3 separate regions of the Mus musculus genome follow, and regions 1 and 3 are each linked to region 2. The links are chromatin loops, found by intact Hi-C in ENCODE. Cell type or tissue: heart. All regions are shown on one strand. Region 1 holds the start of Plpp3 (phospholipid phosphatase 3). Region 2 holds the start of Gm40217 (a long non-coding RNA gene). Region 3 has its middle 69 kb from the start of Gm29922.

Region 1 (8,000 bases), 160 kb before region 2:
TTCTGCACGTGAAGAAGAGGATTGTGAGCATGGAAGAACCTCGGGTACCCAGAATTCCTTTTAGAGTGCTGTTAATTATAACATTAGCTTCGCATTGTTGCTGCTGTTTTCCCAGGTGAGGCTGTGCTGCTTCTCCTGAAGGGGGTTTCAAGGAACTTCTCTTAGATGCCAAGGGGCCTCACCTGCTCTCCTTTGATGGGCGGGATGCCTCTGATTGGCAGCTGACACGTCCGCTCCAGCACTTTCTTGGTGCATCTTGCTTTCAGAAGACAGGACTTTGCCTTTCCTTGCCAGTCTCATCGTTAATTAGGTCCAATGTGGGCTTAATTCAGCATACCTCAAACCCTGAGCACTACAGAGGCTCACTGAGGATAATCAACGGTCCCACGTCAAAGGCCATTTACACAAATGACTAGTTTTTGTTAACTGACACCAAGTTAGACTGAGTGTTGCACGAGTGGCCTAGGCGAAATATTGAAGGTAAAATTAATCCTGTGCTGGAACCAAGCAGGACAAGGAGAGGGGGTGAAAGATCAGGGTGCACCGGAGGAGAAACAGTGTGCTAGTTGAGGGGAGGAAGGTTTATGATGTAGGTAGAGGGGTGGGACCGAAGCGGTAGGCAATAAAAGGGATACTCAAGAGGGCTGGCGGTGGGATACAGAGTTATGGAGTGGCCCACTAGGGCAGTCGGATATCATTTGTACTATCCATCCAAAAGCTAGGACTTGGAGCTGGGGAGATGGCTCCGTGATTAAGAGCAACTAGTGTTCTTGCAGAGGACCCAGATTGGGTTCCCAGCACCCACACAGTGGCTCCCAGTCATCTGTAACTCCAGTTGTAGGGATCTAACAGCCCTCCTTGGCCTTTGTGAGTGCTTCGAGCATATGGCACACAGACATACATGCAGGCAAAACACTAGTCTGTATAGACTGATATAGAATACTAGATAGAATAATCTTTTTATAAAAACTAGAACCAGCTGCATCTAATTCCAGCTCTCGAGAGGCAGAGGCAGGCAGATCTATCTCTGTGAGTCTGAGGCCAGCCTGGTCTACATAGTGAGTTCTAAGACATATTAGGGCTAGAGAGAGAGAGAGAGACCCTGTCTCAAACAAACAAACAAACAACAATGCTAGAACCATTGAGCCATTTCCACCTCTGTATTATAAAGACCCTTGGAAGAAATGTGCATTTGTATGCTATGTACTGTGCTCCAAGCTTGATACTAAGGAAAATGTAAGGGAGGGTCCTGACCCTTCAAGTGTTGATTCTCTTGAAGGAAAAAAAAACAAAAAACAAAAAACCAGCTCATAAAAAAGTAATCAACTTTAAAAATCATATAAAACCATATAAAAAGTATTCAAAGGGAAACATCAGATTCCTTGAAAGTCAAGGCCAATAATGCTCAGGTATGCCGGAGGCCAGCTGGACTAGGAAAGAGGCGGGCAGGCTTGGCTTTGGTTACCCACGTTCAGAACTAGTAGTATTGGCTCAACTCACCGAGCTCCTCTGTTGTGCAAGCTTTGCTGCAGAAGCACATGAGAAAGAATCAATTATATCTCCACCATGACTGCCTGGGGAGAAATATTTTGGTGTCTGTAGTTTACTCGCGGGGAAATTAAGGCACAGAGACATAGGATTCTAGAACAGGGGGTCTGGCTCTGGAGTCTCTTTTTTTTTCGGGGGGGGGGGGGGTGGAGGGGAGGTTCGAGACAGGGTTTTTCTGTGTAGTCCTGGCTGTCCTGGAACTCACTCGGTAGACTAGGTTGACCTTGAACTCAGAAATCCGCCTGCCTCTGCCTCTCAAGTGCTGGGATTAAAGGAGTGCGCCACCACCGCCCAGCCCGGAGTCTTTTACACCGTAGGATCTTCGGAATCTAGCACAATTATCCGGTGCTGAGCGTTAAAAGCAAAACAACAACCAACCTAGCTTTCCTTGAAAATTGAATTTTTAGGATAATCCAATTCAAGGCTGAAATTTGTAAATAAATAAACAAGTAAATAAAGAAAGCATTTTAGTATTATAGACCTCCCACCGATCCTCTCCCCACCTCTAATCAAAGGCCAGCAAGAAAAAAAAATTTTATTTATATGTTTTTTTTCCTCCCCTTTTGTGATGCTTTGGAGTTTCTGAACGCTAGGGGCTCCCTGATTCTCTGGTTTGAGAACAACTTTTTCTTTTACGATTTTTTTTTTTTTTTTTTTTTTGGAAAAGGGGTGGGGGAAATGTGGCCTTAATTATCCTACGTTTTAGGCAGCTTAAGGAAGGGGCTGTGCTTTCTGAATCTTGTTGGAGCCAAGTAAGGAGGTCCTTCTCCTCCCCCCTCGCTTTTTAAAGGCGCTCGTGAAATATAAGCTCAGAAAACAAACCGAGCGATCACAGCGGCAGCCCGGGCGGCAGCAGCAGGAGGAGGAGGAGCAGGAGGAGGAGGCAGAGTTGGAGTTGGGCAGACGCTGAGGAGAGCTAGCTGCAGGACGCTGCGGAGTTGCAGGGCTCCGCGCTGCTCCATTCATTAAGTAGCTGCGGAGGATCGTGGCGGGACGCCGACGCTGCCCACTCGCAAACTCCAGCACGCAGACGCACGCCAGCCGGACGCGTCCGGGGCAGCACAGTTCTGCAAAAGTTCCTGCTCGGGATTTGGCTCTCTTCCCCTTGGACTAGCGAACAGTTTGGGGTTGAGAGGAAAGCAGAGGCGCCCAGAGGGGAAACCTACCCGCGTCTGCAGTTGGAACTACTCCGCCGGGCTGCACTCTCGCCGCCGCGTCCCGAGCCCGCATACCCGCTCCTGAGCAGCGGCGGCCCGCATCGCCCCGGGAGGCTCCCCGCAGCCAGCGCCATGCAAAGCTACAAGTACGACAAGGCGATCGTCCCTGAGAGTAAGAACGGCGGCAGCCCGGCGCTCAACAACAACCCGAGGAAGGGCGGCAGCAAGCGGGTGCTGCTCATCTGCCTGGACCTCTTCTGCCTCTTCATGGGTGAGCGCAGTCCCACGGGTCCCACCCAACCCCTTCCGGGCCCCGGGCCCCGCTGCGCTGTCAGCCCCCAGGGTCCCGCAGCCATCTCCCCCACCCCCGGGCGCCGTGCTGGCCGCGAGCTCCCCGCCCTCCCGGACCCCCAATCCCCGGCCTGCGAATTCAAGTTGGGGCGTGCTTGTGCTTTCGCGGCAGCTGGAACCACCTCCTTAGGGGTGATCTCCAGCTGGGAGTCCGGCCCAGCACCTCGGAAGGTGTGAGCTCGAGCTCCAAGATATGGAGGAAACCTGTGGCTCTCTGCTCTGTATCCGAGTCAGATGCGAGTGAGACCCATCTCGGTCTCCGAGCAAGGCAGGCTCCTGCCGGAGTGGCGCTGCTCGTCCCGGCTGCATGTAAACATCCACCCCTTCCGTCGCGCTGCCTTGCAGGGCCAGTCGCGCTAGCCGGCCTTGTCACTCGCTACTCGCTTGGCTGAAAGCCCCAGAGGGTGGAACGCGGCTCTACCGGGCCAGGTGCTGGGCAGCGAGGAGCACATCACTTGTTGAGCGCCTACTGTGTGCCAGTTGATAGGCCGCTTCCCGGGCATCAGCTTTAAACTAGCTCACTCCCTGACTTGTGCCGGGAGGCCACTGAAAGAAAGGCTGCCTGCCACAGTCTTGCTTGGGGGCCACAGTGGAGCTACACTCCCTCAAAGTTGAGGCGCTAGCTCAACTATTAGAACAGATGCAAGTTTCAGCTGAAAGAGCGGTGGGAGGCTCAGGAATTGAAGTGGGAGAAAAAGGATTTATTAAACGGGGGGGGGGGGGGAGCAATTGACATACATCCAGGGTTGAAGTAAAAAAATAGGACTTTTTCCTTTAAAGCGACTTTTGATGTAAATGTGTGGAAAACTTGTCACCAAAGCATTGCCCCTCTGCCACCAGCTGGGTGTGCCACCTAAGTACCCCCTTGGCCTCAGTATCCTCCTCAGTTGAATGAGTGGATTCAAGTAGATGGTCTGTGAGGCCCCTTCCTGCATTAAGAACTCGGATGCCGTCCAGGAGCCGCTCTGCCAACACGGCTAACGGAAGAAACATCTGTGTTCCCAGTTAAGTTCCCCCAAAATAGAAAGAACTCCTGCACGGAGGCTTCATCCTTTTGGAAGGGGGTTAGCCGGGGCAGGCTGTGGCGACCTGGCTTAACTTCCTTCATTGAAGACTCTTAGGCAGTGGCCTCTTGTTCTTGCCGGACTACCTTCCTTAGAATTCTGTGAGACGATGGGTTTCTTAGAATTTAAAATTAAGAATGGCCCTCTTGTGATAGGGACAGTTGGAGGGAAGATTACGGGCTGTGAAAGGCCAGGGGGCTTACAGTAGTAGTTATGGAGATCCAATTCTCTGCTCAGATCCCAGGCGCTCAACCTTAGGATGCTATTCAGAGGACTTGTCACTGGGGGGCCTGCCTTCCTGGTGGCGGCAGGCTTATTATCATGCGTAGTGAGCCAGATGACTTAAGGTCTTATAATCAAGTTGTTGAATTTTTAAAAGACCCTTCCAGGTCCTGGGGTGAGGAGGAGGATGAGACCACTAAATACTTAGAAGCATAGAAGCTGGGTGCAGCAGCTACCTGGGCTGAGGCCTCCCAGGGTTTGAGTGTCTCCTTGGTGGGTGGGATCAGCACTTTCTCTGGTACCTGTGCTGGCAAGCCCCCTGCCTCCTGCTTTATCCTTAGGAAAGCAAGAGCTGGATTTCCGACGACAGCCTTCGCACCCATTGCTCTCCCTTCTAGACATTCTTCTGATGGTGGGTGGGGTGCACTTAGAAACGTTGCATTCTTATTAGAAGAAAGTGGTGTTAAGCCATGTGCAGAGAGTAATACCTGTTTAACTATAGTGTAAGCAGGGACGATGACACCCCGAGATGTTTTTCTGTGTGTTCAGGGTGGAATGTAGGGGTGTGGTACATGTGCATGCACTTCAACTCTTCATTTGCAGCAAGTGCCTCTCCAGAGTGAAAATTCTAAAACCAGTTGTCAAACTTCGGCATAAGCACAGACTATAGGACAGTATTACTGATTAAATACCTCCTGATACCTTTAATTGGAAAAACTATCTGTAAGATTAGCGTGTATCTTGAGGTAGTTATGCAACATAACTCTGTTTGGCTTCCAAAAGAAGATTTAATAATGCAACATGTGATTTTAATATTCTACGCACTGCTGTCCTAAAAAAAATGTTTCTACTTGGTTCAGTTTTTGCCTGAGACTGTCAGTATGATTTAATTTTTCTACAGTTTATTGATCATATGGTCCGCATTACAGGGTACTAATATATTAGGAAGAGAGACAGTTTTCTATTTATTCTCCCATAGGAATATAGACCAAGCTTCATCTCTTAGTATCTGGAAAAACTAAAAGCTGATGTTGCGATGTGCCTGTTATGTAAGTGGAAATATGCGAGTGGTGTAACTTGCTTCACATACCTTTTGGGAGTGTTAAATACTGGGTGAAAAACAAAAAGCCCACTCTTGTTTGAAAGCCAAGAGAATCCGGGATGAGAGAAGCCTGTTGGGAGCTTACCTGCGACCACAGTTACCTTTCTCCACTAATTGCTTTTAAATACAATTACAAGTCTTTGTCTCGTAGGTTTTCTGAAACCCTTTTTACTCCTCTTTTAGTAGGGTACCCCTTCTCACTTTCTCCTCACGTTAGTTCTGGGGTGTGGAGTGCCATGAGAACCCCAGAGATCTCCGGTTGTCTTAAACTCTATTAGCTGCCTTTAAAGATACAAGTCATTTAGTGTATGTTCCACTGTACCACTTATAAAGCCACCTCCATGGTGTAGAAAAGGCTCCTTTCAAGGAAGCCAGCTTCGGTTCTCCCCTGATTCTCAGCATCAGTGGAGTCCTGTATCCCACTTGGAGACTCCTAAAGCTGCGACCTCATGACAAATCCTAGAGCTGAGCCACAGAGCTGCCTGCCTCTTCACTTTCCCCAGGCATCCATTGGACCAAAGCAGGAGGATAAACAAGTTCTAATTCTTCTCATCGGAAGTACACAATGTAGGTGGCTAACAACCACACCATTCAGTCTGGTTGCTCTAAAACATTGATGGTTTTTATTTGCGATTAAATAGTAATGGTGATAACCTTACAGCTGGTCCCATACATGGTACTGGAAGAGTCATAGTTATTATTTGTGCATTATTCCTCATTGCTTTGTACTATTTGATGATGAGAGGGGCAGTGGGATAGAGAGAATGGAATGGAACCCTTACACACAGAAACTAAGGTTCCTTAGATGGTGACTGGTTGACTCTAAATCTACTTACATGTTTGTGGGCACACTGATTTTTCCTCTGGGCTTTATATTCTTTCCACTGCAAAATGGAGATTCTGTCTAAAATCCCAGGCCACTCTCCAATACACTGGGACCCAACTCTCATAGAGAAAAAGAAAACATTTCTGTATTTTTTTTTCCTAGAAACTACAGCAAAAAATGAAGAGCCCCCAGAGATGTGAGTTCTGATCTTGTACTGACTGCTCGCTGTGTGATTGGGACGAATTTACTTTCTGGGCATAGATTTCTTGGTATGGCAACAATGAGAGAGACCAGATCATCTTGCACTCCTAGCTCTTCACAGTCTTGTGAATGTGCTGGCAGATGTGCCATAGACACTCAGGTTTGACCAAAGACACAGTGATGAAAATTAGCCTAAGTTGGTGGCAACTGGGCAGCCACGTACCCTCGGCTGAATATTTCCTTTGACTTTCTCTCTGAAATGTATAGCAATCAAACCCAAACAACTGCACATGTTCAGGAGGTGCCTCCCATGTTCCTGTTGCTTGGTTACTGCATTGACTGTGTTTTAAGTAAGTCGGTGAAGCAGTGATGCTCTCGATAATTTAAGGTACTGTGTTGAGCCGCACAGTGTAGGGACAGATTTTCATGAGTCCACTGTTGAGTGACCCGCCCAGCTCTCCTGTAGGCATTGTAAGGAACACGAAGGTAGCCTGCACTTAGTATGCTTTTTTCTAGGATGGTAGACAAACTCCGTTTCCTTACTGTCCAGAATTTCTATCTCATCTTTTTCTTTTTCTTTCTTTCTTTTTCCCCCTCTTAAAGTCCTAATAGATATCTTGGAGGTAGCGCCTAGGTGGGAGAATACTAAAACCAGAATTGGTGGCCCTTCCATTTTTAGCCCTGTCAATTTGAGCTTCTTTACCCCTTCCTGTGCAGTTGTCTGGGCTGGCAAAGCCCAGCTGGCCACAGCATGGTGCTGATGAAACTGTAGTCAAGGGCTTCTCCCTCTTGTGGGCAGTAATATTTTCGGAGAAACCCTACCTCGTGTGTCAGTTCAATTCTGCACAGCACTTGAGGAGTAACCTTTGCTGTGGAGAGTGCCTCTCACGTCCACGTTTAATAAACTCACCTGACGAAGAAGCATCCATCTGGTGCAAATGACAGATTCCAAGTTTCCCCCAGGAGCTTGGGGCAGAACCCTGCGGCATTCTGTATTTTCATAAAAACCTTTGGCTGATTTTTTTTTTTTTTTAAATCAGGCCTGTTTTAGAATCACTATATTGTGTAGCACTTGATGTCTTCAGGGCAATTGAATTATGTAGTGGGTTTTTTTGTCCCTGTACTGAATGTTCCAGCTCTTGTCGCAAGTCTGTGGCTTGTTGTTGGTCTCACATCTCTGTCTCTTCTGAGAGGTGAAACTGGAATACACTGGATTGCTAAGTGGGGGCTTAAGCAGATCAAAGTCTTGGGAGAATGATACAGGTTGTGGCAGTCTCTTGGGTTGGGACTGCAGGGAACGGAAAGCTAACACCCATAGGTGTGAGTTGGACAAATGGCGTTTGACCTCTCCATTTCAGCTTCCTTCCTCATTTGTAAAATCAGGGAAGCAGTGACAGCCTGTGGCCTGTGGCCTGCAGCTGAGGTGAGAGATTGCATGTGCAAAGTTCACAAGTGTGTCCTTGCTGTCAGAGGCCAGTTGCCACTGTCTTTATTAGTAATGACAGCATCCTCAGCTCCTCCTATTTCCT
Region 2 (8,000 bases):
CACATGCACAGCCATGCACATTGCCCCTTTCTGTAACAGCGTTCTTTCTCCTTTCATCCTGTGAGATCATGAAGACTCCGAGTGCCTCCCCTCTCGCCCCCCGGGAGACAAGAGCCTGTGTGACTCAACAGAGTGCTCCTTAGCCGATCCCTCCAGGTCCCTTGGCACAGATTATATTCTCCTTCCATCCTGCTTTAATCACCAGAGCCCCCAGTCCTCATCAAGCTCCCCGCCCTGTCTCAAACCAGTGCTTAAATGACACCAGTCTCTCAGAAGAAACAATGTAATTTTTCTGACCCTGGCTCACTCCTGCCTTTACAAATGTGAGATACTCAACAGGATCTTAGCAAGCTGTATCAGAAGACAGAACTGTACAACAAAGGCTGTGGACAATTGTGTTCCCATTTCCCTGCCTTTTTTTTTTTTTTTTTTTTTTTTGTGCTTTGTGGAATTGCTCTCCCAAAATATTCCCAATGCTTTATTTACTTAGACTTCAGGTTTATTTTGGGCTGAACTTTCCTGGAGCTGCGTCTTAGGATGTGCTTCGTATCCTGCTGCATTGCCATGTGACTTCAGCTCATCCAGGGAGGACCCGGGGCCCAGAGGATGTCAACCTCCTCTCTGTGCAGCCGAGACAGAGATGACCAACTCAACAGCTCAGCTGGAAATGTGTCCCAGAGGAAAGCCTTTGTGTCCTAGTCACCAAAACTATGCACAATAGCAGACACAAACCTTGTCAACTTTATCAGTTCTGTGTGCCAGGGACTCTGACGTGGCACAGTTTCCAGTGTCTTAGTGATCTGTGACTATAAGTAACTCAGACACTGAAAGACTCAAGTGGCCAGCCAGTGCTGGGAATTTTCTCATGTCAGGAAATTTTGGTGGTGAGGCATGCTAGACGCTTAGCAACTGGAGCACTGCGGGGAAGAAAGTCAGCCAGGCAGGAAGGGAGTGTGGGAACAGACAGGAAGATGACATGCGGCATGCTTTCGTGCTGGACAGCTCTATGTGGAGTCCCTCCTCCTCATAGCCTCAGTTTCCTAACTGGCAAACAGAGGTGATGAGAGCAGGGCACACAGCATGGGCTCTGGGTGCCAAGTCTCATGCCCTTCCCAACCCGTGTCTAGGGGAGGTGAACTGAGGCTTACCCAGTCTGTGCTGGGTCTACTTTGTGGATCTGAGGATGTTAGTGAACCATCAAAGCTGGGACTTGGAGTTCAAGGACTCTAAGGATATTGGAAAAGGACCACTCAGAGTTAGCAGCTCATTCAAGCATTCTGGATTCACACTGGGTCATAGTGTAATGTAGTGTAATGAAGTGCTGGGGGTCTCCAGAAGAACCCAGGGTATACCCGTGAGTCCATTACTGAACTAGCAAGTTTACAACTCCTAAGGTGCTATTTGCACTTTTTCTTTTTGGCAGTGGGTAGGGAAGCAGGGGATGGGGAGAAAGGGGTAGAATGGGGGAGAAGAAGGGGCAGTCAAAAGCAATCAAAGATAAAACCACTGTTTTATTTTGAATCAAAGTTGTGATCCTGTCCTGGAGAGATAGTTTAAGGGTGTGTTCTGCTCTACCGAGAGCCCCAGCTTGGCTCCCAGCACCCATGTAGGGCCATCCCAACCATCTGTAACTACAATTCAAGGTGATCTGGTACCCTCTACTGGACTCTGTGGGCACCTGTAGTCACGTGAGCACAAACCCACATGCACACAGAAATTTTATGTATTATTTTAAAAAAATCCTTAAAAAAATGTACTGGTAGAAAAATGTCTCTAGACGGAACACTTCATATGCTATCACTGCCTTTCAACTCCTGAACTGTGCAACAATCTCTGTGACAAAATAGCTATGACCTGGAAAGTGTCCTTTGAAGGACAGTGGCAGTCTGATGACAAAAGCTGAGCAGAGTGTTTGAGGTGGGAGCTGAACTACATGACTTTATCTGAGTGCCATTTTCCCTTGGCTTGGAAATGGCTTGGAGTGGCTTGGAGCTAGCTACAACACTGTGCTTATTGATCCTTGGGTAGTTGGCGGGGGGGGGGGCAGCGGGGGAGGGAGGCGGGAGAGAAGGAGGGAGGGAGGGAGGGAGGAAGGGAGGGAGGGAGGGAGGGAGAGGAGAGTCTTCTGAAGGCTCCTATGTGAAAGGTTTGGTCCCCAGCCTATGCACTATTGGAAGGCAATGGTACCCTCAAGAGGTGGGACTTAGCAGGGGTCTTACCGTCACTGGACACACTTGACAAGGATATAAGATCACAAGCCCTCTTCTCCCCCTCTTTTCTCAGCTGGGGTACATGTCTCGTCCCACCATGATAATGTGGCCTCTCCACAGACCTAAAGATAATGGAACTCTTAGATCGTAAACTAAAACTTGCAAGATTTTGTGTCCAAATAATCATTTTGTTACTGCCTAATGATTTATAGCAAATTTTCACTATAGTGATGGAAAATTACCATAAAAGACCAAAACGGGGTTGGATGCTTTTCTCCAGCTTTTTTATAAGATTGCCAATGCCCTCTAAAGGCTTAGCTGCTTAATGCTGAAGCATCCGGAGGCTAAGTTTCAACACGAACTTTGGAAGGGACACAAACATGCAAACCACAGCTATCAGTTTCAGATTCCACTCTGCAGCAAGCTTTTAAGAAACCAGCACTTGTCACATTTTGGTGGACTATCCAAGGGGAATATTTGCACGTAGGAGTAGTCCACTCACACCCCTCCCTTTCCTATTCCGGTTCTGTGTGAGGCCAAACTTTTTCACACAGTTCAACCAAATAACAAATCCCTATGGACAGAATTAACATGAGATACCAGAATCTGTTTTGCTTGCTGGTTAGTCGGATCCTGGGCAGGGGATATATAGACTTCAGTGGTAGAGCACTTGCTCAAAATGTGCAAGGCTCTGAGTTCAATCTGTATTACTATAAGAAAGAAAAAGAAAAAATAGTCAGATGTTGAAGATATCTGTAAACACGTGAGACGATGCAATCTTTCTTAAGAATTTTTATGTAGTTTTTAAATGTATAACTATCATTTAGATTGACATGTAATAGATTAGTCATGTATAATTTAATTAATATATAATCTTTCTAAATTATAATTTATAATATAGTAAGCATTACTAGATACGACACATTCTTTGGAATAATCAGGCTTTGTTTCATTATGTTTTAAATTTATTACATGCATGTACGTATGTATGTTTGTATGCATGTATGTACGTTCCTCAAAGCATGTGTGGAGGCCAGAAGACAAATTACAGGTCTTGGTTTTCTCCTTCTACTTGTGGGTCCTGGGGACAAACTCAGGTCATGCGGCTGGGTGACAAGCACCTTTACTCCCCGACCGTCTTGAAATCTCACTTTTAAAAAAGGTTCGTTTTTATTTTATGCGTATGACACTTTTCCTGCATATATGTAAGTGCACTTTGTGTGTGCCTGACACTCGTGGAGGTCTCAAGTTGCCACCAGATGCCCTGGACCTGGAGTTAGGGATGGTGTGAAGACATAAAGATTCTGGGAACTGAACTCTACTCCTCTGCAAGAGCAGCACAGGCCCTCAACCACGGAGCCACCTGCCTCTCCAGCTCCATGCTTTTTCCATGCTTTTTGTGTCCCAGTCGCATGTAGCCTAGGCTGGCTTTGAATTCACCATATGCCTAAGGCTAGCCTTAGGCTTCCAGCCTTACCTCCAAGTGCTGGAATTGCGGGTGTGCACCACCACATTGGGCTTTTAGGTTATTTTGAAGAGCACAAAATTTCATTCCAAATATAGTTTTGGTTATTTACAGCTTGTGCTTAGACAAATTACCTTTTCTGTGCTCCACTTCCTTCACTTGTTAAACAGAGATTATTTTACTCAAGCTCTTGAGACAGGTTATGAAGACCAAATGGAGATTCATGTCTATGAAGTGTTGAGAACAGCTGCTGGCCTCTTGCAAGCCTGTATTGGTCGTACAGTGCATTGGTTATAATAATACAGCAGAATCACGTGATGACCTGCTTCCTCCAGGCTGAGAGGCTGCCAAAGCCGGGCCTCCGTGTGTTTCCTCTCTGGTTTCTAACACTTCACGAAATATTTACTAGGCAGTCAGAAAATTTGGTAAATGAGTTAGAAGCTGGGAAAAGGCACAGCAACTTCTAGCTGGGTTTCTGATAGAGAATCAGATTTATGGATGAGGAGGTCTAATTCCAAAGACTGAGTCTGTAAGGTGGGGCGGAGTGTGACAGAGGTGTGGAAGCTGCGGGCAGGAAGTGGTTTGAGGTATGTGGGGAGAGAGAGGAGAGCCCTGGGTGGTTGCGGTAAGTTTTAATGGGGGGTGTGTTCCATCAACCCTGTGATACCCATTATCTAATGGGGTGGTGCGACAGGCTGCGTGGGCACAAGGGTAGAGACCGGCTCCACCTACCGGTGGGGTTGGGTAACACAACTGGCCTTTTTTACCTTGACTTGTAGTGGGGGATGTCTGTCTGTCTCTTTAGATCTGATCTAAAGTTACTAAGATAGGGGTGTTTAACACAAGTCTCTGATAGTTGTTTTCACTGTTGGATATTGAAACTAGGGGCACTGTGTATGCTTGGAAGTGCTCTACCACTGAGCCACACCCCCAGCTCCTCTACAGATTTTTCAGATCTACATTCTACACGAATAGGGTCGCATTCAGCCGTCACACGTGTAGACTCTCACGCCGAAGTGATTTTGAACATGTAGGAAGGAAAGAGAAAGCATTATTCAGGGTGTGCTCTGGGCCACGCTGCGGTTATGCTTCACCCTGTAAGTGCCCCAACCACCTTGTAAGAAAAGGAATTTCTCAATCCAGGCTTGGGCATATGTAGTGTCTAAAGGATCGGTGGCCTAACTGGGATTTGAATTCACATCTGGGCAAATATCACACAGGCTACCCTTGGAAAAACAAACTATTCTATTTGTTATTATTTACATAATGTACACTTAGTGTGCACAAATGAGAAGCATTTTTTATTAGATATTTTCTTTATTTACATTTCAAATGTTATCCCCTTCCCTAGTTCCCCTCAGAAAATTCTCTATCTCCTCCCCCTCCGCCTGCTCCCCAACCTACCCACTCCTGCTTCTTGGCCCTAGCATTCCCCTATACTGGGGCATAGAGCCTTCACAGGACCAAGGGCCTCTCCTCCCATTGATGGCTGACTAGGCCATCCTCTGCTACATATGCAGCTAGAGCCATGAGACCCACCATGTGTTTTCTTTGATTGGTGGTTTAGTTCCAAGAAGCTCTGGAGGTACTGGTTAGTTCATATTGTTGTTCCTCCTATGGGGCTGCAAACCCCTTTAGCTCTTTGGGTACTTTCTCTAGCTCTTTCGTTGGGGACCCTGTGCTCTGTCCAATGGATGGCTGTGAGCATCCACTTCTGTATTTGCCAGGAGAAACTTTTTTAAAAAAAGACAAAAACACCCCCCCCCCAAAAAAAAACTGAGGAGCAGGTGAAAAGGGAAAGGTACCCATACATTCACCCACTCAGACACAAGACCATGCTAACAATGTCTGGCCTTTTGCAGCATCTCCTTCAGAATTTTCTAGGCATAGTTTTGCAGCCAACATTCTTGTCCAACAATGTATCAGGAATCGTTTTTTGTTATATGAACCATACTGTTTATTTACCAATCTTATCTTTTAAATATTTAGTTTACATGTAGCTTTTCACTAATATAAAAAAATTACAATAAACATTTTTGAGGTTTGATCTTTGAGTATGGCTTATTTCCTTAGGAGAAAATCCTGCAAAAATTGGATTGATGATAAAATGCAGTTTAACTCTAAAGACATTTCAGATTAATGTATTGTCAAACCGTCACCCCCCGCCAGGGATGCTGCAAATTACTTTTTAAATGCCAGAGTTGAACCCAAGCACACAGCAGGCAAATGCTCTACCACTGAGCAACATCCCCAAGCCAAGTTATAACATTTTAAATTCTTACCAGCAGTGCAAATAATCCTGATTTTGTATCCCTGCCAACCTGTTTATTGTTATTAAATCCATGCACTTTATATTTTACCTTCTTATTTCTTGGATCCAGTTCATGTAATGGACTGTGCTGACATATGGAAACTCATGACCTGTTAGTTCTCCAAGGTGACCATCTGCATTTCTGGTCTGAGATGGGCTGGAAACCTGGCCAGTGGGCCTTGTAGGTCTGCGTTTGACTAGGCAGTGGGTACTTATCCACAGGTTTTGGTTAGAATGGCCCAACAGAGGGCCATTTCTTAGGCTATACCTGACGAAGTGTCTTCCAGGGACTGGGCTGAGAAGGTTAGTCAGAAAGCTGGTGCCAGCAAGCCCACCAGCAGTTGTCCTGTCTTCTGTGGTAGTAGCTCCAGGAAGAATTGTGAGAGAAACAGAGTTGAAATGTCAAAAAAAAAAAGCACTTGTAGTGAGTCATGTTTGATTCAAAGATCTGAAGCAGTTCAGCTGCCAGAGTCTCCTGGTTTGATGCATCTCCCCTGCTGAACTCTTCATAATGGACTTTAGACTTAAAACAGCTTTGTGAGTAGGCGTACTTAGCAGAGGGACTCAGGGGTAGACTATGCACATAAGATTGAAGGGCTCTCAGAAGCTAACTCACTAGCGTGTGAACCAAGGTTGCAGGGACTCTTTCACAAGCACACACTTGATCTTTCCCTGAAAGTAGATGGACCTACTGAAACCAAGAGGTAGACTATATGGTAAGCGTGGAATAATGCAAATGAAGAAAGAAGGATAGAAAGAACATTTAATGACACTGGCATTAGACATCTCAACCACCATATGTTAGGGACAGTTCTATAAGTTGGCTGGATATACTACTAGGTATTAAGTGATATCTTCTATATGCCTAGTGCATCCGGGTTGGGACTTGTGACCTGTTCTTCAAAAGACCATGATTAGCCAACTCATGGGTAGGAAGAATCATCTCTCTCTAGAAATACCAACAGCCAATTGAAAAAATACAGGTTTCTCTGCCTGGGAGTCCCTCTCTGTTCCCCCAAGATTTGCCTCTGCTCTAATCCACTGATCTGAAAGGGCAGGTGGAATGCAGCCGTGGCACTTTGGAGTTATTTCTGATGTCTTCTTTTTGTCTCTTAGCATTCCCACTCAGCCAGCTGAGAGCTTTTGGGGTGGAGCTGAGAGTCTAGGCTTAACAAGATTGAAAGCCTAATTCAAGAAGAGCTGGAGACAGGGCAGGATGCTGAAGTACTTCTGATAGAGCACCATGTACCCTGTGTTGAAGCTGGGAGCACCACTGGGTGGCCCAGAATCTCAACTGACTCTTTCTCCAAATTCTAGCTGCTTATTATCAGGGCTTCTCCATATCCTATATCCAAATATAAATAAAGTGTGAGAAGGTCACATTTCCAGAACTAGAAGGCTTTTGTGGTAGTAGACTGACAAGGAGTGAAGCTGAGCCCTGTCCACGATTTCCTGTCTGCTGGATGGTCTCTCGTCTGTGAATTTCTTATGCATCATCTACCTGGTTTATGAAATACCTGCAGGCAGCTAACTTTCAAAACAATAAGATGACATACATTTCCAGCAAGCCATGTGGTAAAGAGAAACTAGGAAAGAAGGAAAATAGCCATGGGCATGCCAGGAAAGCATTTCAAACATGCTATCAGTCTTCACACTAGCACAAGTTTTTCTAGCCATCAAGAACAGATGTGTTGGGCTGGAGAGATGGTTCAGCTGTTAAGAGCAAGCACTGACTGCTCTTCCAGAGGTCCTGAGTTCAATTCCCAGCAACAACATGGTAGCTCACAAATGTCTGTCATGGGATCTGATGTCCTCTTCTGGTGTGTCTAAAGACAGCTACAGTATACTCATATTAAAAACAACAACAACAACAACAACCAAAACCAAAACCAGATGTGTTGTGTGAAAACTCCTCTTCCAAACCCACTCCACGTAACTATTCTTCCCTAAGCTGACTCTCTTCATTATTGAAGTCATAAAACTCCATCCTCCAAAACTTGAGGTTACTAGAGGT
Region 3 (8,000 bases), 600 kb after region 2:
ACTGTCCCTAAAACAAAATCAGGGTGCGTCCGTGCTAGAAGGCAGGAACCACATATATCCAGACCAAGGCCTTCTATAGACAACAGCATGCCCAGAGAGAGGAAGCAGCTGACTTCTGGTCCGTGTCTCCAGTTTCCGACTACATCTGGAGCAGGGAACTAGCTGGAAGACAGCACAGATAGAGATCTAGTGCAACCCAAGCAATACTGTTGGGCTGGGGAAAGGTCTAGAAGCTACAACAAGAACTTAAAAATATCTTCCCTATTGCAGATGAGTTCTGGGCCCCGAGAGAATATGGTATTCCATACAAGTCCCAGGGTTCATCTTCCCCACAGGGACAGTGCAGCATGCACTTGGAGGTTGGGAGGGGAGATGGTTAACAAGCTCTCACTCTAGAGATGGTTATTTCCTAGGAAATCATGTGGCAGGTTCGATGTAGTTCTCATGACTGTCCATAGAAATGGACACAGCCATGCCAAGTGATAGAAGAGGGGACAGAGAAGCAAGGGGCACCTAGGATCCAACTTGTCACAGGTGAAGCAGGTGGCCCCAGCTGAAGGCCAAGCTGTTGAACAAACCCACCCCCACCCCCCCCACCCCCGCATGAGGTAGCATCTCCTCATTCTTTCTCTAGAAGAAGGCAAGATATTTGCTTGCTCTGATCATTTAAGAGAATATTATTTGTATGCCATGGTATGTTCTAAGTCTGATTCCTCCATGTTTTTCTAGGCTGAAGGCAGATACTAGGGTGCTCCAGAAGGAAGCAAGGGAGAGAAAGAGAGAGAGAGAGGGAGGGAGGGAGGGAGGGAGGGAGGGAGGGAGGGAGGGAGGGAGGGAGGGAGGGAGGGAGGGGAATAGAACAAGAAATCCTTCCTTGGCTCCCACATCTCTTCTTTATGTTCTAGGATCAGCTCAACACAATAACGATCATCAAATGTACACAGCTCTCAGCTTTGGTTAAATACTTTTGTGTTCTTTGAGCCCTCTGATCGCCCTGTGAAGGGAAAAGGGATCCTACTTCATGAACGCTGTCATGAGTGGATCACCTCTGGAGGCTTGCCAAGTTCTAACAGCTGCGAAGGCTGTGAAGTGTGAACCTGGCCATAGCCTGGCCCTCCGGAGGTCTGTTTCCACCTGTCTCCTCAAATAAAAGAGCTGCAGGCTGTGGATGAGTGGTGGTCGGCCTGTGCATGACAAGGAAGAATTTGGTTCAGTGTGGCCTACCAAGCTCTGCCCCCACAGTCAGGGCAGTGACTAGCTTTAAAGGAACACAGGCAATATGACAGCCACACAGCTGTGCAGCTTGAGGGGTCTGGGAGCCTCCTGGTGACACCAAGGCTGCAACCCTCAAGGCCTGCAGGAGCACAGACAGAGGGGCCCACACTGTGAGCTGAGACCTCTGAGCCACATCTAGGGTCACAGCAGCCATATGGCATCCCGAGGCCACAGCAAAGAAGAAGACAGGGCAAACCTCCGGTCTGTCCCATCCCTTGAACTTTCCATAACTTCTCGACACCAACAATTAGGACTCCTATTGGATCTGATCAAACCTGAACACTATTCAGGAAGCTTGAGGCTATTGGTGCAAGGGGCTCGTACAGGTGGGGACTACCCCAGGTCCCTAGGAGAGGAAACACAGCACCCCGTACCTCAGCAGCACTCTGGTACATCTGGACTTTCTCCTTCATTCCTTGGCGCTGTGCGAGTTGATGAGCTGTGGAGCACAGCCAGAGTGTTTTCAGAACTGTTAGCTATTATGTCCTAAAAAATAATAAATTGCATGCAGTGATCTGCTTCTTTCTTTCAAAGCAACTGCAGAGCCAAAACCCCAGGCTCTCTCTAGGGCACACATTGCCTGGTCATCAATGGGGGAGGGGGATCTATATCCCCAGATACCCCCACTTAATCTCAATTCCTCACTCAGCACCAGATGCGAGTCCTCTTGGTCCCCTGATACCGTGACACCCTTACAGGCTTCTCAAAGCCCTGTTGGCAGAGTGAACTGAGATCCCAGCCGTAGGCAACCCTCTCCTCAAGACACTGGCTCTGAATAGATTATTTCAGATCATAAAACGTACTGATCCAACAAGCTCAAATCCACAAATAACAGGCTGTCCAGTGAGTAGGGAAGTTACCATTGTGTCAGCTAGAAAAGCCTGCTCACCGTATGCCTTCTGCTTTCTACTCTTTTCCACATCTGCCTGACAACTTTCTCTCTTGTCCCACCACCTCCTCCTTCCTCTCCCCTCTTCCCTCTTCTTCTGTCTTCTCCCCCACCCCCGTTCTCCCCTCCCATATCTCCCTATTATCTCTATTATCCCTCTCCTTTCCAGGCTTCATGTTGCCCCCACACACACACCAGCCCAATGCATACCTCTCTGCCTTTCCTTCTTCACTTTAGAACCCTTGGGACAGCTCTGTAGCAAACAAAGTTTGTGACTGCCCCCCAACACACACACACACACACACACACACACACACACACACACACACATTAGAGCTGGGGCATCTTCAGTGATGCTGTTTAAAACCTATTGCTTACTATTTGGCTGAGGCCACAGTTTTAGTAGGGGTGTTAAAAGCTGACCACTAGCTGATAGATACACAGTTTCAGACCCAGAAATGGAAATTCTGGGCCCAACATGTCTGGGATATTAGTGTATTAAAAAGCATAAGAAGGGCTGAGACTATAGGTCAATGTAGAGATCTTTCCTGGCAAGATCTGTGTGAGCTCCTAGTTTACTTGCCAAGCCTGAGAACAAACAGAAACAAAGAAAGGGGGTTGAGAGATTGCTCCTTAAGTAAGAACACTTACCATGACTGCAAGAGGACCTGAGTTCAAATCCCTAACATCAAGCCTATAAGCCCAGTGTTAAGGGCTTAGAATGGTTCCTCTAGGAGCTTGTGCCTAACTGAAACAGCAAGCTCAAGGCTCGGGGCTGTCCTAGTCAGGGTTTCTATTACTGGGATAAACACTGTGACTAAAGCAAGTTGGGAAGGAAAGCATTCATTTGGCCACATCACAGTGCATCATTAAAGGAAGTCAGGACAGGAACTCAAACAGGGCAGGAACCTGGAGGCAGGAACTGATGCAGAGGCCATGGAGGAGTGCTGCTTCCTGGCTTGCTCCTCATGTCTTGATCAATCTGCTTTCTTATAGAACCTAGGACAACCAGCCTGGGGTAGCACCACCCACAATGGGCTATACCCTCTGAATTAATAACTAATTTAAAAAATTCTCTATAGGCTTGCCTACAACCTGATCCTATGGAGGCTTTTTTTTTCCCTCTGAGGTTCCCTCTCAGCTAGCTTTAGCTTGTACCAAGTTGACATAAAACTAGCCAGAACAGTAACACATGCTCTCAAAAACAGATGAAAACCATAGAAGAAGACACATCATAATACTCCTCTGGCCTCTACATATACATACATACACATACACATACATACACACACACATACATACATACATACATACATACATACATACATACATACATACATAAAATCAAATCACAAGACATGGGCAGTTCTGTTTGCAGCATTCAGTAGAATTAACCAGAAAGTTGGGAAATGTCTGTATCGCTAGCTCTATGATCTTGCAGAAATGTACTCTATGTAGGTCTCCATTCCTAACTTTCTGAGAGGTTCTGAAGCCTTGTTCTGTCCCCCCAGGAAGAATTTAAGGTCACCTGGGTTCAACAACAAGAGAGCTATGGATGATGGTACAAACCAAGAGCAATAGCATTATGGGACACATATCCCTAGCATGGAGTAAGAGGAGTGAACAGAGTAAGGAGGGTCCCACATGAACTCAGTCATCAGCTGCTGCAAGGAAGCTCCCTTTGAAGCTGGGTGCCTGCACTTGGGAGACTGTGGAGGGGGCAGTAGGGCCAAGGAGAAAGAAGCAGGGGACACTCTAGACAGAGAGGGCTCAGCAATGTCACAGGAGCCTTGTCTTTCAGAAACTTGTCCCAAATTGAGGTAAGGACATTTATAATCACAGAGGTTGGGGGGTGGGGGGAGCTACCATTGACAACTGTGAGTGGCTCAGGAAAGGGAGAAGCTGTGAGAAGTGACTGAATTCCTGAAAGGGGACTAAGAGTAAAGGGCTGTCTGCTGGCAGCCCTCTCAGCACCTAGAGGAATAATTCCTTTGATGTACAGAAGTGGTCTGGGCCATGTTTCCAATGTCCCCTGCCTTGTCCTTATACTGACATAAATACAGTGTTTTATTTCCTCACGCAGTTAGGGAATAAAAGTATGCTGATGTACTTACAGGGGAAATTATTTCTACCTTAAAAAAACCTAACTACTGACGAGCTGTTCCCAAGACACAGGTCAGAGGCATTGTACAGAAGCTGAAGGAGACCAACAGTGGAGTCCCAATGAGCCCCTAGACTTGCACGTTAGGTCCCCCCCTACTGGCCAATTCAAGATTTTGCCGCTTGGATTTCTTATCTCATTGCCCCTAGACTTCAACGCAGTCTGTGCTTCTGTCCCCTCAGAAACACTCAGGATTCCTCTTGCGGGTCTGACTCCCCATCCTCACTGGAAGCCTCTTTCTCTACATCTCCTCCTCCCCTCTACCTCATGACACTTCACCAGCATTTCTCAACTTGTGATTGGTGACCCCTTTAGGGGTGAATAACACTTTCAAGGGGTCGTACATTCAGATATCCTGTATATCAGATATTTATATTACAATTCATAACGGTAGCAAAATTACAGTTATGAAGTAGAAACAAAAGAAATTTTATGGTTGGGGTCACCACGAGGAACTGTATTAAAGGGTCGCTCCATTAGGAAGACTAAAAACCACTGCTCTAGACCGTTACATACTCCAGCACAACACTGTGCCCAGCTCTAGAGTGCTTTCCCAGGTCTTCTGCATGATGGGCGTCAACACAGTCTTTGAATCCCGGACCAAAGTCCCATCCACTAGGCTTCTTCTGAGTCTCCCATGCACTTTACTCATAGCGTTTAGATGAACACACAACCAGGTTGGCCATGTAGATATACAGAGATGCCTGATGTAGTGATGAGAAGTTGATCGGGCTCCAAAGACATCTATCCTTAGTTTAAGTCTCTTGTCCCTGACTTAAAGCTTTTGAATAAAGTCTGTTAAGGAGTCGAGGGTTGTTTCCTTACTTACTAGATCATAACATAGTCTACTTCAAAAGTATAGCATGTGAAAATAGTGGCACATGACACATGTAGCCTGAGTGTGGCTCCCAGCATGGGGCCAATGCTCTAGATGTGGCAGGAGCAGCTGGAGGCTGACCCCAGTTTCGCATTCTCTTCTTTGAGACACTCCCTAACTAGACTGTAAGTTCCCTGGAGGTAGGGTTTATGGCTCCTTCTTCACAATTGCTTCCTAATGCATGGCTCAGAGCCTGAATAAATATTTTTAAAGAAATTAAAATAAGTGCCATGACACTATGGAATGAAATGGACTTGAACTGAATCCTTTACAGGCCCCCCCCCCCCCCATGCAGAAGACATATCTCATTTATTTCTGAAAAGAGAAAATTAGAAATTTCATTATATGGTGATCAGAGCTGTGGTCTTGGCAGCTGTGGAAAGATGAGATGGTCTGCCGCGCACGATGAGTCACGTGCACCTCTTCCTTCATCTTCCGGGCAGCTGCCCCCACAGGGCTGCCGCCATGCTGGACAGTTCAGACTAAACACATATCCATCACTGTCTCCTCACACACTGCATCACATCCGCACAAACGCTGCAATAGGTTCCCAGGGACAATAAAGGAGACCACCTTGAAGTCGTTAGTACTCATACCTGTCATCTTGCTGTCTTCCTTCCTAGAGCAGCCTCAGGGTGAGTCCATGGGGCAATGGCTATATGGCAAACCATTCCTCATGAGCTGAGCCCTGGACAGCTCACTAGGTTCTGCTCTTGAGAAGAAGGGAAATTGTGAACTTGACACAAATTCCACTGATGAGAGTCACCTCTTGGCTCTTATTTGTTCCTCATGAGAACATTCATGATACAATGACAAGCATTTGGAGGAACTCCTGTGCAGACAGTCATTTACTTGGATGAAAAAAGAAAAACAACTTCATTTGGCCTGGAAGGTTGACAAAGAATATCAAGAGTTGCATTCTTCACTTTAGTTGATGTTGAATAAATATTTATTAAAGGTGCACCATATAGTGCCCAGAATGCTGGGCACAAGGAAATGAGATGTCAGCCCAGGCTGCTCAAGATAACTGGGCAGTCAGTATAATAGGCGACGGGCTCAGTATGTGCAGAGCAGGTTCCCTCTGCTGACTTGGGCATGATCCAGAGAACATAGCGATGTGAAGGGATGGATCACCTGGAATGTACTCCTGTGAGTACTGACTGAGGAGGGAAAGGGTCAGAGAAAGACCCAGCAAGAAAACAGAAGTAAGAAAGCACACTGCCCATCACAGCAAGGCAAGAAGCTGTCACCGGGGGTGGAAACAGAAATTGCCTGCTCGACGCCCAGAACATTTTCTAAAAGCATTAAAGTTCCAACAGAGTCATTTCAAAATCCCCAGTCAAACTAAGTGTCTTCTGTGGAGGGATTGTATCTCCATGTTCATTAAATAAAAGTTGTCTCTCGGTTCCAGATCTTGAGCTATTAAATCCTAATAGCTAACACAGATTAGCTGTCAGGTTTTAATATAGCTGTCTTCCAAAGCTTTCCCAAGTCGAACAAAGAAAGAAATAGAAAAACAAAATACAAGAAGCAAAAATCCAAGTCTGTTGAGATGACTAGTTTTGTGTGAGAATTTGCTTAGGGCAGGATGCTCAGTTGTCTGGTCAAGCACTGGTATGAATGTGTATTGTGAAGATGTTTTATAGATGGAATTAATATTTGTTAAATACTTTCTCAGGTAACAATAGTAAGGCATATCCCCTCCACAGTGTAAGTGGGCCTTATTTGTTCAGTTAAAGACTTTAGCACAGATCTCATGGTACCCCAGAGAGAGAATTCTGCCATGATACTTTAACATAGGAACTTTCCCTAAGTTTCTGACCCGCTGTCTTGCCTATCAGATTTGCGATCCATGTCTACTCTATAATTCTTACCTGATTTTTCAGCCACCTGACAGACTCGCTAGCCTTTGCCATGGACATGAGCCAATTCTGTAAATCGAACCTTTCTGATCGACAGACCCATAATAGATGTGGGTAGACAATAGACAGAAGATAGGAGACAGCTAGATACATTGTGGATAGATGATAATAAATAGATGATAGATAGGTAGGTAGATAGATAGGTAGATAGATAGGTAGATAGATAGATGGATAGATAGATAGATAGATAGATAGATAGATAGATAGATAGATAGATAGATAGATAGATAGAGTAAATTGAGGCAAGATGAGTAGACAGATGATAAATATAGATACAGATGATGATTGGTAGGTAGATAGATGATAGATAGATGATAGATAGACAGACAGACAGATAGATAGATAGATAGATAGATAGATAGATAGATAGATAGATAGATAGATAGATAACAAGATATAAAATATGTATACATGTTTCTACAAGCTCACACATTCATATGCACATATGCAGCCAGGAGGACTCTGGCTGATATAACTAGAATTCATAAGATTGACTCCAGCCTCCTCTCTCTTTCCATTTCCCCACCAGCACACCAAGATTGATGACTCTCACTTTGAAGGTGAACTGAGTGTGAACAAACTCCACACATGAGAAGCATGCGGCCGATGTCTCGCCATTGTTTCTCGTCCTCCTCCCTTTGATTGATTGATAGGACAGACACAAAGCCAGAGAAGAGGTATTTTTCTGCTGACACAAGCTGCCCTCAGTGAAAGCTGATCTATAATGGATAGTGCTAAACAAATGACATAGAATTTACTCTTGGAACACTATTGCCAGCGTGACAGATGGCTGCTCTAAAGGCAATGGCTCAAGAGCTCACCTTAGAGAAAATGTCCAGGTTAAGTTTTATGTGTGTAGAAAGTAAGTTCTATGAC

Evidence for each region. Peaks named below come from ENCODE experiments on the same cell type or tissue, not always from the same donor. Only the 100,000 strongest peaks of a DNase experiment are listed, where the experiment ranks them.
Region 1: it touches region 2 in a loop (6-fold over the local background); 36 of 42 quality-filtered maps call a loop at or near these places.
Region 3: a loop joins it to region 2, with 2.1 times the contacts of the local background. A loop is called at or near these places in 2 of 42 quality-filtered maps.

Annotation. Positions count from the first base shown.
Region 1 is chr4:105,154,988-105,162,987 of GRCm38, forward strand. Plpp3 (phospholipid phosphatase 3) reads left to right here and starts at 2,360. Exons shown (of 6, transcript NM_080555.2): 1 at 2,360-2,976. The coding sequence starts at 2,838. Gm29838 (a long non-coding RNA gene) reads right to left here and starts at 1,684. Exons shown (of 2, transcript XR_376486.3): 1 at 1-1,684. In heart, CTCF peaks have their summits at 2,134, 3,343, 4,375 and 7,275 (motif pointing left); DNase peaks (open chromatin) are centred at 2,394, 3,474, 4,024, 4,404 and 1 weaker place; H3K4me3 peaks cover 3,383 bases; H3K27ac peaks cover 2,150 bases; H3K27me3 peaks cover 1,507 bases.
Region 2 is chr4:105,312,666-105,320,665 of GRCm38, forward strand. It overlaps Gm40217 (a long non-coding RNA gene), which reads right to left and starts at 6,482. Exons shown (of 4, transcript XR_867967.1): 1 at 6,036-6,482; 2 at 2,811-2,920; 3 at 2,220-2,332. In heart, CTCF peaks have their summits at 2,495 and 4,414 (motif pointing left); DNase peaks (open chromatin) are centred at 626, 2,646, 4,046 and 4,366.
Region 3 is chr4:105,910,768-105,918,767 of GRCm38, forward strand. No RefSeq gene overlaps it. Among named protein-coding and RNA genes, the nearest start is that of Gm29922, 69 kb to the left of the region's middle. In heart, a CTCF peak has its summit at 4,425 (motif pointing left); a DNase peak (open chromatin) is centred at 1,794; H3K27me3 peaks cover 2,483 bases.